Regions from separate parts of the Mus musculus genome. Here regions 2 and 3 are each linked to region 1. Evidence: chromatin loops called from intact Hi-C (ENCODE). Cell type or tissue: left cerebral cortex. All regions are shown on one strand. Each heading gives the region's core, and the rest is flanking DNA. Links, peaks and the distances in the headings are about the cores only.

Region 1 (5,369 bases), core at 1,198-3,697:
AGGCTCACAGAGGCCACTAAGATAGAAGGGATGCTGCTGAGGCTGTGGAAAGTGGCTGGGCAGTGACCTCAGGGGCAGGAGCTAGACACAGATACTCCTTTATGCTCCATCCTCACGATTTCCGGAAACCAAAGTGATTAATGTGGGGATGGAGGGGGTCCCAAAGAGATTGTATCCCTAGCTTTGTTCAGAAGGAGAAACTTAAGAGAAAGGGCCAGAGAAAGGGACTCTGCCTTGTGTGTGTGTGTGTGTGTGTGTGTGTGTGTGTGTGTGTGTGTGTGTGATTACAGAAGAGTTGGGGCAAGCACAGGTACTACGGCTCCCAGACCTCCTCCCCTCTATCCAAGAGAGCTGCCTGTTAGCACAGCAAGGGTGTCTCTCCACAGAGAGACCAATAAGACAACAAAGAGACAGCTCTCTCCTTTCATCTGCTCTGAAGGCTCCCATCTCCCTTGTGGCACCTAGCAAACGTTTCTGATGAAGCCTTTCCCACAGTCCCGGACTCAGAGCATACATCTGCACCTCCTGGTGGACTAAGCTGACTCTCGTCAGGCTGGGTCTATGTGCACAGAAGAACAGGGCATGATGGGAGCTGGGAGGCTGCTTTGTAGAGCTGTTTGCAAGTGACCATGTGGATGACATTTGGAGCTGAACTGGCAGGCCAGGCCATCTTAACACAGGACAGGGTGTGGGTTTTTCACGACCTCCCTAGATTCTGAAACCAACCCCTCCCCACCACCCTCCCTCCCCGTCACCCTCCCTCCCCCCAATTGAGCCCTCCTCAGCCTTGCTTTCCCCCTCCTGCTGGGGTCGTCTCACTGCCTGGGTGGTGAGGCAGGGGAGGTGCCACATATAACCCTGGGCTTCCCATAGGCCCAGATCTCAAGCTGGGTTGCCTCTAGGTGACATGTGGCCCTTGCCAGGGCTTAGGCTATTAGAACACAAAGTGTAGGTCTTGCTTCAGGTGTCTTCGGACTGCATCTTGCGTGTCCCAAATGGCATGGTCAGGGTGGTTATTTTGCCTCTGACCCTGACATAGGCCGAAAATGAGGACTGAGTGGACAGTCAGAAGGGACAAATGAGGAGTCAGAAATAGTCAACTGCTCCTTCCAAATGCCTATCTGGTCCCCCCCTCCCTTCCCAGTGGGACTTCTCCACAGGACAGCACCCAAGGCATAGTAGATTGGGACCTCATCAGCACCTCGCTGTGAAGACCTGGCTCTGCATCCTTCCCTCTTTCCCTCCTGCATTGTCAAAGTCCCTGGGCCCCTCCTGAGGGGCTGTCCACAGTCTCCTTGCTACCTACACTCAGCCACCTGTAACTAGGCCATGTCATCGGACTTTGCCCTGCCTCTCTGCATCTCTCTAGTGGCAGAGCCTGTCAGCAGATGTCAGTAGCATTTGTGTACTGGGGCTTTCTTGCTCAAACCCAGTCGGGCCTGTGACTCCCATGCGTCTACCTTCCCCCATGAGAAACTTGCTGTAGAGCTCCAGAACCTTCCAGATAGTTCTAAGGTGGTTCTGTTCTCTGGTGCCACACCCTTCTGGATACCTGAGAGCCAAGGTTTGCACCGGAGTCATCTGGTTCCTGGAGCATTGTCTCCCCAAGGAACTACAGCCTGGGGAAAGTAGGGTGGCGTCGCCCCTGAATCCTGCCTTCACTGCTGTATACCAGAAATTCCCGGGAGCCCTTCCTCTGACACACCCTCCCCAATTCCCAGGGTTGTACTTTGAGACTTTCTGTAAAATTGGCCCTCTGCAGTTTTCTCAGGCCCCAGGCTGGATGTTGAACCTCAAGTACCCCCACGGTATCCTGGGCAAGCCCTTGCCCACCTGGCCACACTTATGAGGACTGCATGGGTCACGGGGTCCCTCCAGCGCCTAGTCTAGAGTAGATGCACACTGTAAGTACTCAGGAAATTTTGACTGGCTGTAGCCCATGCCTGGCACACAGCTGTGCTCTGCAGGGAGAAGACGAGGCCAAATTGTAACCAGTGAATGTCAAGGGCCCTAAATCAATCCCGAGCACCTACCCTCCATCCAGCTACCACAGGTCTCTGGAACCACGAGTATGGGGTCTCTGTATGAGCAACCATCTCCATTCCATGGCTGGGGCTGGGCAGCTCTGATCCAGCCTTGCCACCTTGTCCTGTGGTTGAGCAAAGCCTTGCTTTAAAGGGAATTCATTTTTCCAAATTGCAGAACAAAGAACACAATGTTTAGGAAGAAAGCACGTTGCTTACATTTGAAGAAAAAAAAAATTAGCAGTATTATGTAATGAAAGACACTTGAAAGTGCTGAGTCACCCCAGGCCGGCTTACATCTCCCACTGGTTTGTGAGGTACTTGTAAAATGACATCCTGTTAATTTAAGGCTCCTTATGATAGTTTTCAGTTAGTTTATTTGTCTGGGAACCTTATTTGTGGCCTCCAGGGTGACAGTCAGGTTTCGTCTAAAGATGTGGTATCCCTTGTTCAAAAACTCAGACAAGGAGAGGAAGGCAGCCTTCCAGGTTAGGGTTGAGAGGACAATGCCAGGTCAGTGCCCAGCAGGACAGACTCCTATTACTGTCCCTATCCTGTCTTCAGATCTGAGCCAGTGCCCAGCTGGCTCAGACCCACCCGTTCCCAGCAGAAGGGCATGACCTCTGGGCTGTTTTGCAGGTCACACTGAGAGGTACTGAAGAGCAGAGAGTAACCAATACATGGCAGTCACAGAAGGTCCCAGAAGGTCCCAGATGCATCCTAAAGTTTAAAGTGACTTAGACATGATTGTTCCGGCTAAACATTATACATCCCAGGTCACAGTCCATTGGAGGAAGTCAAGGTGGGAGGGAACTCAAGGCAGAAACCTGGAGGCAGGAACGGGAGCAGAGGCCGTGAAGGAGTGCTGCTTACTGGCTTGCACCCGCTCTGGCTTGCTCAGCCTGCTTTTTAATACACCCAGGTCCACCTGCCCAAGGCTGGTACTAGGTGGGCTAGCCTTCCTTCAACAATCAGCTATTAAGGAAATGCCACACAGAGATTCCCACAGGCCAGTCTGATGGAGGCAATTCCTCAGTCGAGGCTCCCTCCTCCCAGGTGATTCCAGGTTTGTGTCGCTTATCCTTGATCCTGTGTGTTCCCATCCATATTTCTCTCGAGTAACACAAAGCCCCTTAGACCTTCTTCTGCCCCAGGCAGAGGACCCTGAGGCGCCAAGGAGTGACAGGACTCGGACCCAGTCCTCGTGGGTAGAGAAACCCAGGCCTGGGGGTCCTCATGGAAAAAAAAATGCCAGAGATAGTGATTCTGAAGTGCCTGCCATGGATTCAGCTGGACGGAGGTCAGAGGACTCACCTTCTCTCTCAGCAGGCTCCCAGGCCTCCCTCTGATAAGCATCTGTTTCAAGGAGGAAGTAGAGAACAGAAGCCACTGCAGGAGGCAAAGATGGTTCTGAGGACCCGCTGAGGAACACAGGCGGGCAGGCTGGTGGTTGAGAGTTTGGGAAGGAGGTGGGGGTGGGGGGAGAAGATGTGGTCAGAGATAGGGGTCTGAGGATGTAGACTCAGAGAGGGTTATGTGTGGTGACAGGGTGTTGGACAGGGCTGGGTGGCAGATATGTTTCTGGAGATAGTCTAGGCATGGAGAGGCCAGAACAATGGAAGCAAAGACTCAGGAAAAGCGCAGAACTGATCGCAGGGATGGAGAGAACTGGAAGCCTTTGATGGTTAATGGCAACCTGTTTCTAGAAAACAGGGGTTGGAAGAAGCAGCTTTTGGCTAAGAGCACTGGCTGCTCTTCCAGAGGACCTGAGTTTAGTTTCCGACCCACATGGTGGCTCACGCCCATCAGTAACTTCAATTCCAGAGGATTCGATGCCCTCTTCTGGCCTCCATGGACACGAGGCACACCCACGATTCTAAGTACAGACATACATACAGGCAAAGCACTCATACACAAATAAAATAAAGATTAATTAAAAAAAAAACAGGCTCATAGATTAACAGTGAAATTACTGAAGTTTTAGAGAAGAAATGTAGGAGAAAATTTGGGGAGTCTAAAGGCTGGGCAAGCAGTTGTTAGCCAAGATTCCCAAAGCATAGGTTATTAAAAACAAAACAAACAAAGAACTGGGATCCTCAGAAGTAATGATCTTTGCATCCTGTGGTGCCGTGTCAGAGGGTAAAACAACAAGCCACGGGCTTCAAAACTGCCTGCAGAGCCCTGGTCCAACTGGGGACTCCGACCTGGGATACTGATCACCACCAGGACAGCACAAAGTCACAGTCGAGTTAGAACAGGCTAAGAGGAATGGTCAGATTTTTGTACCTGACCCTGAGAGAACACTCATAGCAAGCAGGTGCGGGTAATAAACCCCAAAGCCTGTGTGCAGTGCTCTTAGCTACATACTCAGAGGAACAGGAACAGAATAGAACACACACCAGACAACTCAGAAATATGGCAACTTGGAGAATAACATCCAGTGTCCCCAAAGTGAGAGACAACTGACCAGCGCTTTCCAAAGCAAAGATTTAGTCGCAGTGAATGTTTTTCGAGGTGCAGAGAAACTGGGCCCCTGCCTACAGCTGATGGGCAAAGGGCATTGCATTCATTCCTGAAAAGTTGGCCAGGTTCCTTAAAAACTAAACATAGGCAGGTGTGGTGATCCACGCCTTTAATCCAAGCACTCAGGAGGCAGAAGCAGACAGATCTCTATGAGTCTGAGGCCAGCTTGGTCTACAGAGTGAGTTCCAGGCCAGCCAGGGATACACAGAGAGACCCTGTGTCAAAACAAACAATAATAACAACAAACTAAATGTGTAATCCAGGGACTCAGCTCGGTTAGGAAAGTGTCTGAGAATGCATGAGCACCTGGATTTCACCCCCACCCCCACCCCCACTCCCACCCATATAAAAAACCAGGCATGGTGGTGCATGCTTTTAATCTCAGCGCTGGGTTTCCCTGACCGGCTAGCCTAGCCTCATTGCTGAGCCCCAGGCCATTCTACAAAGTCCTGGGTGAAATGTAGCATTTGATGCGTATAGCACAAAGCTGGAGACCTGAAGGTCCTTGCTGGGTGCAGTGTTGGTCAGCCAGTGAGAGGGGGATCAAGCTATGGGTGCACGAGGCAACTCAGAGGGGGTGCTGGAGAGTATTGTGTCTAATAAGACAAGGCCATCTTGAAGACTGACACACCACCACAGTCTCGAGGAGACATGACAGATATAAGGGCTAGAGTGTGGGTCTCTAGGGGTTAAGGTTGAAGGGAGGAGTGAACCCCATAATCTGGGGCTAGTGAGGGAGATCCTTGTGTGCTAGAGCTGATCTCTGTATTAATTATGCTGCCTTCTCCAATCCAGCATCTGATTAAACTGCATTCAAGTAAG
Region 2 (5,369 bases), core at 2,870-5,369, 220 kb after region 1:
CAATATTTAATTATTTATATATATATTTTTAAAAATCTATCTCATTGTTATGCAAATTTGCCATAATATTTAATGTTTAATGAATTGGCAAAATATGTACAGCAAAGTGTTTTTTTAAACTTTATGATTTACCTGGACACGGTGGCACATGCCTTTCAAAAGATGGAGACAGGGGTAGCTCTGTGAGTTGGAGGCCAGCCTGGTACACTGTGAGTTTCAGGGCAGCCTGGGCTATGTCCTGAGACCTTGTCTCAATGAATGTTTGATTTGTATATCTGTTTTGTATACCTGTCCCAGGTGACATGGAAGATTTTCAGGTGAAGGCTGAGGAGGGGGCTCAGCGAGTATAATGTTTGCTGTGCAAGCGTGAGGACCTGAGTTCAAATCCCAGTGTCTACATAAAAGCTAGGCAGGGCAGCACACACCTGAAGCTACAGCACTGACAGAGTGGACATAGGAGGACAGCTAGGGCTTGCTGGCCAGCCCACATGACTGAAATCAGGGAACAAGACAAGAGTGACAGGGCAGACACCTGACCTTGTCAGGTTTCTACATGGACATGCATGGGCAACACACACATATACATATATATGTGTGTGTGTATGTATATATATATGTGTGTGTATATTTATATACATATATGTGTCATGTATATATGAGTTTATACATGTACATATATGCATGCATGTATATATGTATATGTAAATATATACATATATGTGTGTATAAGTACATGTGCATGTATATGTATGCATATTCTTATATGTATATATGTATACATATATGTGTGTGCTGTGCACACACAGGACCAGCAAGAGGAAAGTGATTAATTCTCCTGAAACAGATACTGAGGTGTGGACTGCATCATCTTTGCCCCAAGCCCAGGGAACCAGCAGCCTGAAAACCCAGGCACAGCCCCACTATGGATGAGGAATACCTCTTCCTTTTAGATCTGCCAAGGAAATTGTCAACATAGAAGGAAAATGCAGGGGACTATGGCAACAAGCAGGGAAGAAATAACAACTCCCTTAGTGGTTAGGTCCTGGGGACCCCGTGTCCCTTAACCTGAGATCGCTCACTCCCCACCTAGGGTTCTGTTAGCAATCCTCTTTTTCCATAAGAAAGTGTCCAGTGGTACACTCTGATCCTAGCTCTGTTCCAGGTATAGTGTTGCTGGTGTCTGCATCAGGCATAGGGTAAGTCAGGAAAGCAAAAGAAGGCTAAGAGACCTAGAGATGAGGGAGCATCTGCTGCCTGCTGGACACCACACCCAACATGGCCTCCGGTCCCAAGAACCCAAGGGGTTCTATCTATCACCTATATTTATCTACCTATCTGTCAGTCATATCTATCTATCTATCTATCTATCTATCTATCTATCTATCTATCTATCTATCTAATCTATCAATCGATCTACCATATCTATCATCTATATTTCTCTACCTACCTGTCATCTGTTTCTCTATTTTTATTTCTCTATCTATATTTATCTCTTTCTGTCTGTCTGTCTGATCTATCATCTATCTATCTATCTATCTATCTATCTATCTATCTATCTATCTATCTATCTAATTTTTCCAGCAAGGGTTTCATGTAACACCAGCTGTCCTTGAGCTGGCTCTGCAACCAAAGATGAATCTGACCTTTCTTCCTTTAGCTTTCAGAGTTCTGGAATTCTCTGTGTTAGCCACACTCCCACTTTATGCAGTGTTAAGGATTGAACCCAGAGCTGCATGCATGCCAGGCAAGCACTCTACCCTCTGGGCCACATTCCTAACCCCTTCACCTGAACCCTGTCCCTTTCTTCTAACCCAGTTTCTGACACAGTACACACTTGTCTCCATTTTTTGAGCCCCTCTCCATTCTTGTCATCAGATGCTCTGCCTACATCCTGGGTTACTCTGCACCTTCCGACCTCATCTAGGGTTCCCCCACAGAAATCTTGGTCCTCAGGTGCACATCAGCCCTTAAAAAAATCATGGCTTTGGGGATTGAACTCAGGGTATTAGGAAGCACTGGATAGTTCTACCACTGGGCCATCTTTCTATCTGCCTGGGAGGGTCTCTTGATGGCCCAGGTCTACCGCTGGGGGATCGCCTGCTCCCCCAGAACCATCCAAGGAGGTTTAGTTGGAACCCAGATGCTGATTGGAGCATAGTGTCTTTTCTGTTTGAGGGTTTCTGTCCCTTGCTAGGGGTACTTTGGAAGGGTATCTTGGGAAGATGGCTTGGGAGTGCACAGTCACCGGATATAGGCAAGCTTCAAAATTCGACTCTGTGTTTTCGTGAGGAGTCAAGGGACACTGTTGTCTGATTCTGGACTGAGGGGTGGGGGTTGTAACAGTCTATGAATTAACCTTAAAGAGGGTATCCTAAACTCAGTGAGAGATTTGGGGTGGAACTGTCAAGTCAGTAAGAGCTTTGGAGGGAGCCACAACCCAATGAGAACCTTAAAGGGGGTGCCCAACTCAAGAAGAGCCTTGGAGGGAGCCCTCAAGTCAAAGAAAGCCTAAAGCACTGCCAAAAAAATTTCCCCTTAGTTATCCTGTTTGTGAGGAGGATGGAGTTGATCCCAATGTGTACCTAAGGAAACTGAGGCTGAGATGAGAAAGCCAGAAATACCGGTGGAGGATAACACAAGGAGAGCCCTGAAGTCTATACAGTCAGGCAGGCAGGCTTTATCTACTTATTCATTTCTTTATTTTTAAAGATGCATTTTATTTTGTTTATTTTTTTTTAAACTTAGGTTCTTCAGCTGCTGGGCTTATTTTTATTTAATGTGGGTACTGGGAATCAAACTGGGTCTTCTGAAATAAGGCATGGGTGTAGCCACTGAGCCGTCTATCCAGCGTCAGACACCACTTTCTTCTCTAATTGAGTGTGTGTGTGCGCATGCGATCGTGCACGTGGAGGTCAGGGTTGATTGACATGAGGTGCCTTCCATCACCGTGAGCTTTCACAAATCTTCACGTTGCATTTGTTTGTTTATCTTGTGTGCATGCATGTCAAAGCAAGCATACGGAGGAGGTCAGAGGACGGTGTGCTGACATCAGTTCTCTGCTTCTACCATGTGGGTTGTGAGAATCAGACTCTGACTTAGACATGGGCACTAATACTTTTTTTTTTGGTTATTTTATTTATTTATATTTCAAATGTTATGCCCGTCCCAGTTTTTCCTCTGGAAGCTCCCATTCAACCCCCTCCCCCTGCTTCTATGAGGGTGCTCACCAAACCACCCACTCACTCCTACCCTCTCCTCCTTACTATTATTCCCCTACGCTGGGACATCGAGTCTCCACAGGACCAAGGGCCTCCCCACCTATTGATGCCAGCCAGATAAGGCCATCCTCTCTGCTACATATCCAGCTAGAGCCATGGGTCCCTCCATGTGTACTCTTTGGTTGGTGGTTTAGTCCCTGGGAGCTGGGAGGAGGGGTATCTGGTTGGTTGATTTTGTTGTTCTTCCTGGGTTCTTCCCTACTCCTTCATTGGGGACCCCGTGTTCAATCTGACACTTGACTGTGAGCATCTGCATCTGTATTGGTCAGGCTCTGGCAGAGCCTCTCAGGGGACAGCCATACCAGGCTCCTGTCAGCAGGCACTTTAATGGTTCTCCACACGATTTTAGTGTGTGTGTGTGTGTGTGTGTGTGTGTGTGTGTGTGTGTGTGTGTGAGACATTTCTCTCACACACAGTCTGGAGATTCCTGACTTGGCTAAGCTGGCTGGCCATTGAGCTCAGAGATCTCTCTGTCCTTGCTTCCCAGCATGCTGAGGTTATAGACTGTACAGGTACATACTACTGTGACTGCCCTTTTACATGGGTCCTGGGGCTCTGAGCTCAGGTCCTTATGCTTGCATGGAAAGTACCTTACTGGCTGAGCTATTTCTCCTATATACTGGTGTCCTTCTGCTGGGGAGCCCCCCACCTCACCCTATCCCATGTGGGTTGGAAAGGCCACCTTCTGCCTGTCATGTCTGTCAAGTGCATGATCATTTTTGAACTGTTTTTCAAAGGTGCACTCAGTTTCTACCTAAGAGACCTGGGGAAGGAGCTAGAAGTCTGAGCTAGAAGTCTTAAGGGGATGGGGGTAGCTGGAGACTTCAAGGGTCTCTCTGCTGGTCTGATTAGCTGTAATCAAAGCCACCTTACAGGAGGGACAGGAGACAGGCTATCTCCCAAGCCTCAGTTTCCTCCTGTGTCACAAGCAGCCATCTATGAGAAGTGCCACCAGGGGGCTGCAGAGGGACGCTAGAGGGGCAGGTGCCCCCACCTAAGCCCTCTCAGCAAGACGGGGGCTGCCTGCCTGCCTGCCTTTGTCTTGACAACAGGAAGAAGGGGGGATGGAGTCCAGGTCCCCCTCCTCCTGCCCAGCTAGCCCAGATGAGGTGGCTGTGTGGGTGGGCGGGCAGAGGCTCTGGGGAGAACAGTGAGTCACTGCCGGCCAGAGCCTGAGCGGAGCGTGTCCCTCCCGGCTGGAGAGAGCGGTGGCGGCAGGTTTCATGGGTAATTATGTAATTTATGAGTCTCCTGCTCCGGGCTCTGTCTGAGTCAACCCTGCCGAGTCGTGACCAAGCTGAGGCCCAGCAATGAGAGGCGCGTGGGCACAGGCTGTATCCCAGGATCTGGCCTCTGCCCTAGGGGGTTCAGCTTGTACAGATGGAGCTGGAAGGGGGTGGGGCTCATGAGACCCTAGAAGGATAGAAAAGGGTATCTTTTCATGTCCCCGGCACTTGAATCAGACTATGGGGCTGGTAGTGTGTGTGTGTGTGGGGGGGAGGGGGCCAGGAATCCAGGTGTGAACCCCTGCTTCTGGATGTTTGCTTTCAGCCAAGGACTGACGACAGAGACCAGAGACATCCCAAGAGGTCCCTCTTGAAGGAGACCAGACCACACTGTTAACCCCCATGTGCCACTTAACAAAAGTCCCTCTGAATACAGACACGCAAGCATATTTACATTATATGACATATGTTTATTATTCAAAGGGCTACACACACTGAGAACTTTGAAAGCCAAGAGCAGAAACCCCTCCTTCCCCTCCCTGCTCAGTCCCCTGGGTCTGCCTACCCACCCCCCACCTCAGGTTCCTAAGCAAGGGCTGCTCAGATCTGGAATACAAGGCTCTGGGGTGGGAGTTGAAACATGGGTGAGAAGTTGGGGACTCAGAGGTAGATGGCACAGGGCGCAGTGGGGTGGGGTGTGGACAGTCCTCTCAGGTGGGCCGCGGGGAGCATCTTCTGGAGTCAAACATCTTTGTTGTCGGTTGTCGTAAGCGAGAGATCCAGGAAGGGAGGCCACAAAGTCAGGTAGAGCAGCTGCCGTGAGACAGAAGCAAGGAGACATTAGAGGGAGCCCTGAGGTTCTCTG
Region 3 (5,369 bases), core at 1,140-3,639, 400 kb before region 1:
AGCGTGAGCATCCTGGTGGGGGAGCTGCTGGTCTTTCCTAGAGCCTGGAGACTGGCAGGGGGCTTAGGTCCCTAATTCTTTCCTCACTCTCAGAATTTAGGATCTTGCTTTCATTGTTAACCTGGAGGTTGAAAAAGGTACCCTAGCTTAACACCCCCCCCCACACCCACACACACCCCTTTTCTTTGAAAAGTAACAATGCATATTAATTGTTTTTAAAGCACAAGAGGTAGAGATGACTTGGACCCTAAGACCCTGGATGGGCTGGCCACACAGTGGGTGCTCAAGTGTCGCCTCCCTTCCCACGCTGGGGCTTGTTTTGTGTTCATTAAGTTTACCTCGCAGACAGGCTTAAACATCTTGTTTCCTCTCCCCATCGACATAAATGTCTCTTTCATAAGTAACATTGGAAACATCTCTAATATGCTCACAGGTGTGTGAACTGTAGTTTATCTGAATCTTCCATTACTGTGCTTTTAGTCTGTTTTCAATTTTTCTCCTAATAAATGGTACGGCTGATGTCTTTATGCAGGGAAGTGCTTTCATATTTCAGCTTATTTCCTAAGGAGAGACAAAGTAGTCAGGAGAAAGATTAACTTGGTCAAAGGTTTTAAAATCTGATTTCATATTTCTTAAGAGGAAGGCACCTTATGAAACAACTTTATAATCTGTTGAAAAACCTGGTTATGTTCTTTTTTAATATTGTTTTTCAAAAGGACTCGTCTGAGCAATATCCTGTCCCTTTCAGCAGACAGCCACGATATGAAAAGAGATTTGTTCCCTCGCGCTCTTAGGGGGCGATCTGGCTCAGGAAACAGACTCATCGGTCCCCAGGAGTATCTGATGGTTGCTATGGCGACAAGTCATTTAACGCAACACCCTACGAAAGCACTGATCAATAAGGGAGGGGGTGCGATTGAAACAAATTAGCTGGTGTCTGAGTGGCCCTGCGCAAGAACAGCAATAATAGCCCTGTCAGTCCCTCCTGGGGCAGGACCCAGACAGGAGGCAGACGCATAAGCCTCATTCTGGCGCCCGTTGCATGGCGACGCTGCTGACCCAATCTGACCTGGAGCTGGGTCCTGGAGCTGGCCTCCCCCCCCACCCCACCTTCTGCACACTCCTACTGGGGTACCTTGTAGCACCTCACTGCAAAGGTGGGACATCCAGGTCCAGAGGAAAGCTGGAACAAGTTCACAGTTCAACCTCCAGTGGTTCCCAGCTTGGGCCAAACGAAAAGCAATAACCCCTTACCTTTCCTTCACCCGACCATCCTCTCCTAGGGGTGGGTGTCAGAGGGGCAGGGGAGACACAGGGAAACAAACCGTGGCTCAATCTGCCCTATGATGTAGGGTCCGTCAGCCAGGCTTGATGGGTGCTTATAATTGTTGTACCTATTATGAGGGGATAACGTGATAATCTGACAGAGAGTGGCTTTCTGTGTAGCAGATATCCACTTAGACTGACCAAGGCAGGAAGGGTATTGTGGGGAGCCAAGGGGTAGCCCAGGGCGGAGATCACACACAGATAAGGAGTAAAAGAGAGGACCAGGACCCCCAGGTGTGCATCTGCCCTCAGACCCCATAGCTGCAGCCAGGGCTTGCCTATGGGCTGGACTTCCCTGTCCCAGCAGCCTGGGCTGACGGCAGAGGGCTAACCCCCTCAGTTTGGGGTGGGCTGTGAGCCCCTTCCCAGAAGTCTGTCTCAGCGAGTGTCTGGGGTATTTCCTAGAAGCCTTACTTTGTGGGACTGGGGCTTCAGTGTTCAGTGGCTCAATTCCTGAGATCTTCCTTAAAGAATAAACTGGAGGTCCCAGAGAGCAGCCGTACTAGCACTGTCGGCGTCAGGGACCCACCCCGGTTCTCCCCCGCGCCCCCCGCCCCCCAGTGCCCTCATACGAGGACTCATACGATTTGAGCTTAGTGTTCCCTTAAGGCATGGGTACTGGCCAGCATGTGTGTGTGTTATACAGGGGAGTGGGCACACGAGTGGGCAGAGGGATTGCTCACTGCTTCCTGAGGAATGGGGTCTGGTTCTGGAGTGATCAGGAGCCAAGTCTGGGTTGGCAGGTACTAGTTCTAATTTCTTGCTTGTTGCAGTCTTTTTCAGCCTCAGCTTACATATCCTGGGAATGGGCGTGGGCGTGCGCCTACCTTATTGAACAGCTATGTGCACTAGGTAACTTGGTATGTGGTGTTTAGTCCTTTGGAAATAACTCCCTTGGCTCCTTACACAGGTGTCTCTTTATGGGTTCCAGAAGACTAGCCTGGGACCCCAACTCCTGAGAGGGCCAACAAGCAATACAAGATAAACACAGGCTTTGGACTGGACACAGGTGGACTGCAATCTCCTACTCTGCCAGCTTCTGGCTGTGCAACCTCTGCTAGATACTGAGGATCTCTGTGCTTTTTTTTTTTTTTTCTACAAGTGGATGCTTATTAGTGACGACAGTGCACCAGGAACTATGGTCCAGGCTGCAGAGGACAGAGGAGGCGGTTTTCTTTCAAGGGCGCACGCATTTCCAAGCCAGATAGCCCTCCCCAACTAGGTCTGCGCAGCAAAAATTCATGCGGGACAAGAGCGCAGGCGCCTGACAGCCCGTGGCGTAGCTGCTTCTAGAAGGATCCAGAGGAGTCTGGCGCTGGGCGGATGGGGTGCTTGCGACTGCTGCGTTCCTGCTGATAACCAGCAGGGGGCAGGCTGAGCCCACAAGCCGTCTTGTCCTCGCTTCACCCCGGCCCTGCGGCTGTGTCCCGGGACATGCGGCGTGCTTCTGCGCAGCCAGCGAGCTGCCCCCTCCCCGGGGAGCCTCTCCATCATCCGCGGGCCTAATAATTTACATTTAATTTGTTAGCGGTTTAATGTTTAATTTAAAAAACTGAATGATTCATTGCCATATTAATAAATAATAACATTTATTATTCTTCTAATGAGTGTCCGAAATACAAAAGCAATTACACGTCTTATGTATTCTCTCATAAACTGAGACAGCAGAGTGTTCATTACAGAATTCTGTTGGGGTCTTGATTCCGCCTTCATGGCTGGCCTGGCCCTCGGGCTGTCAGGGGAGTGGTATGTCTTTAAAGCAGCGATTGGCTTGGTTCTGCTCTGGCTTTTCAGGGTCTGGGGGCCCCAGGAGAAGCCTCCAGAGGGTACCCCTTCACACCATACACTGTTCCTTCCACAGACTCTCACTGGTCCCGGGGCGGGGTGTGGTTATGCTTCCTTCCCAGGTAGAGAAACTGAGTCTGGAGGGGGCAGCTCTGAGAGACAGCCGTGAGCATGGCTAGGCTCGGCGAATTGACTCTGAGCATTGTTATTGTTGTTAGGTTTTTTTTTTCTTCTTCTTCCTTTTCTGGGCTTTGGAGCAGGCTGCTACAGGCCCTGAGCAGGAGGGAAGTGGGGAGAGGGACTGGAAGAGTGTGGATGTGTGGCGGAGGGGGTGAGGTGTAGGATCGGGACAAATCCCTAGCCAGCCAACGCCCTAGCTTGCTTCGCTTCTCTGCTCCTTTCAGATGATGTGGAAGGGTAAAAAGAAATGGGGTAGTCAGCAAAGCCAGTTCACCAGTAAGATTCCATCATCTGCTTCCCAGGGGTGGTAGGCGAGGCCAGGGATTTGGAGGGGCAGGGAGAGGTCTGGGCTCTGGCTTTAGGTACCAAATTTCAGGAAGGGGCTGGTTGGGGGGCCCTAGGAATTGGCAGGAAGGTCAGGGTGCTTCTTCAGTCCGGGACATTTTCAAACGAATGCCCAAACAGCTTCCCGTCAAGGACATCCACGTACAGTTGTTCCCATCCTGACCTTTTCACTGGTTTTAATGCCAGCTTCATGCCATCTAGCCAAAATCCTGGCTTCCCACAGCTACACAGCACTGCACAGAGGAGGCCCCCCAGGGTGTGGACACTGACTCGCCACATGGCCTGGCCAGCGCAGCCCTGGGCTAGGCGCTGTAGGAATCCTTGATTGCGGCCTTAGGGTCAGTTCCTAGAAGTGAACAACCGGAGCAGAGGGCAAGAGTGCCCGGGAGGCTCTGGCTCCCTGCTACAGTCCTCCTGCCAGCCTGGGTGTACCCCCACACACTCCCAGAGCAGGCCCGGTGGGGCTGCCTCCTGCTGTGCCCTTGGCAGCCTCAGTATGGCTAGCATGATCTTCTGCCATGCAGAACTTACCTTAATCCAGGTGCTGCTGATCATGCCTGGCCTGTGTTCACCTCAGGGTCCTGAAACACAGGCCAGTTTCCATTGTTGGATGCAGGGGACACTGAGACTCGTGAAGGGTGGCATGAATTCAGCTTAGGTTGTAGAGCCAGTCTCTCCCTCTTACAGGCTGAAGGTTGAACTTATGGCCTGTGTATGCCAAGCAAACCCTTTAAGGCTGAGCTATAGTCAGCAGGTCCTTTGGAGTCTCATGGAATGCAGGGATTGCACTGGTTTGAACCAAAAAATCTCCTCCACAGCCTCTTGGGTTTGAGCACTTGGTCCACAGGTAGGCACACTGTTTGGGGAGGTTATGTAATATCAATGAATCAGGAGGCCTTCCTGGAGGAAGCACATCACTGCATCAGGAGGCCTTCCTGAGGAAGCACATCACTGCATCAGGAGGCCTTCCTGGAGGAAGCACATCACTGCATCACGAGGCCTTCCTGGAGGAAGCACATCACTGCATCAGGAGGCCTTCCTGGAGGAAGCACATCACTGCATCAGGAGGCCTTCCTGAGGAAGCACATCACTGCATCAGGAGGCCTTCCTGAGGAAGCACATCACTGCATCAGGAGGCCTTCCTGGAGGAAGCAAACCTGCATCAGGAGGCCTTCCTGAGGAAGCACATCACTGCATCAGGAGGCCTTCCTGAGGAAGCACATCACTGCATCGGGAGGCCTTCCTGAGGAAGCACATCACTGCATCAGGAGGCCTTCCTGGAGGAAGCAAACCTGCATCAGGAGGCCTTCCTGAGGAAGCACATCACTGCATCAGGAGGCCTTCCTGAGGAAGCACATCACTGCATCGGGAGGCCTTCCTGAGGAAGCACATCACTGCATCAGGAGGCCTTCCTGGAGGAAGCAAACCTGCATCAGGAGGCCTTCCTGAGGAAGCACATCACTGCATCAGGAGGCCTTCCTGAGGAAGCACATCACTGCATCAGGAGGCCTTCCTGAGGAAGCACATCACTGCATCAGGAGGCCTTCCTGAGGAAGCACATCACTGCATCAGGAGGCCTTCCTGGAGGAAGCACATCACTGCATCAGGAGGCTTTCCTGGAGGAAGCAAACCTGCATCAGGAGGCCTTCCTGGAGGAAGCACATCACTGCATCAGGAGGCCTTTTTGAGGAAGCACATGACTGCATCAGGAGGCCTTCCCGAGGAAGCACATC

Evidence for each region. Peaks named below come from ENCODE experiments on the same cell type or tissue, not always from the same donor. Only the 100,000 strongest peaks of a DNase experiment are listed, where the experiment ranks them.
Region 2: it touches region 1 in a loop (3-fold over the local background); 2 of 42 quality-filtered maps call a loop at or near these places.
Region 3: it touches region 1 in a loop (2.3-fold over the local background); 2 of 42 quality-filtered maps call a loop at or near these places.

Annotation. Positions count from the first base shown.
Region 1 is chr12:109,969,776-109,975,144 of GRCm38, reverse strand. No RefSeq gene overlaps it. Among named protein-coding and RNA genes, the nearest start is that of Gm34554, 51 kb to the right of the region's middle. In left cerebral cortex, for the core only: no CTCF peak of the experiment used is centred there; a DNase peak (open chromatin) is centred at 2,305; H3K27ac peaks cover 1,321 bases.
Region 2 is chr12:109,749,043-109,754,411 of GRCm38, reverse strand. It overlaps Mirg (miRNA containing gene), which reads right to left. Exons shown (of 8, transcript NR_028265.1): 8 at 4,954-5,317. Among named protein-coding and RNA genes, the nearest start is that of Mir3072, 3.8 kb to the right of the region's middle. In left cerebral cortex, for the core only: a CTCF peak has its summit at 4,239 (motif pointing right); DNase peaks (open chromatin) are centred at 3,735 and 4,461; H3K27ac peaks cover 1,634 bases.
Region 3 is chr12:110,370,912-110,376,280 of GRCm38, reverse strand. No RefSeq gene overlaps it. Among named protein-coding and RNA genes, the nearest start is that of Gm40577, 44 kb to the left of the region's middle. In left cerebral cortex, for the core only: a CTCF peak has its summit at 2,688 (motif pointing right); a DNase peak (open chromatin) is centred at 2,649; H3K4me3 peaks cover 190 bases.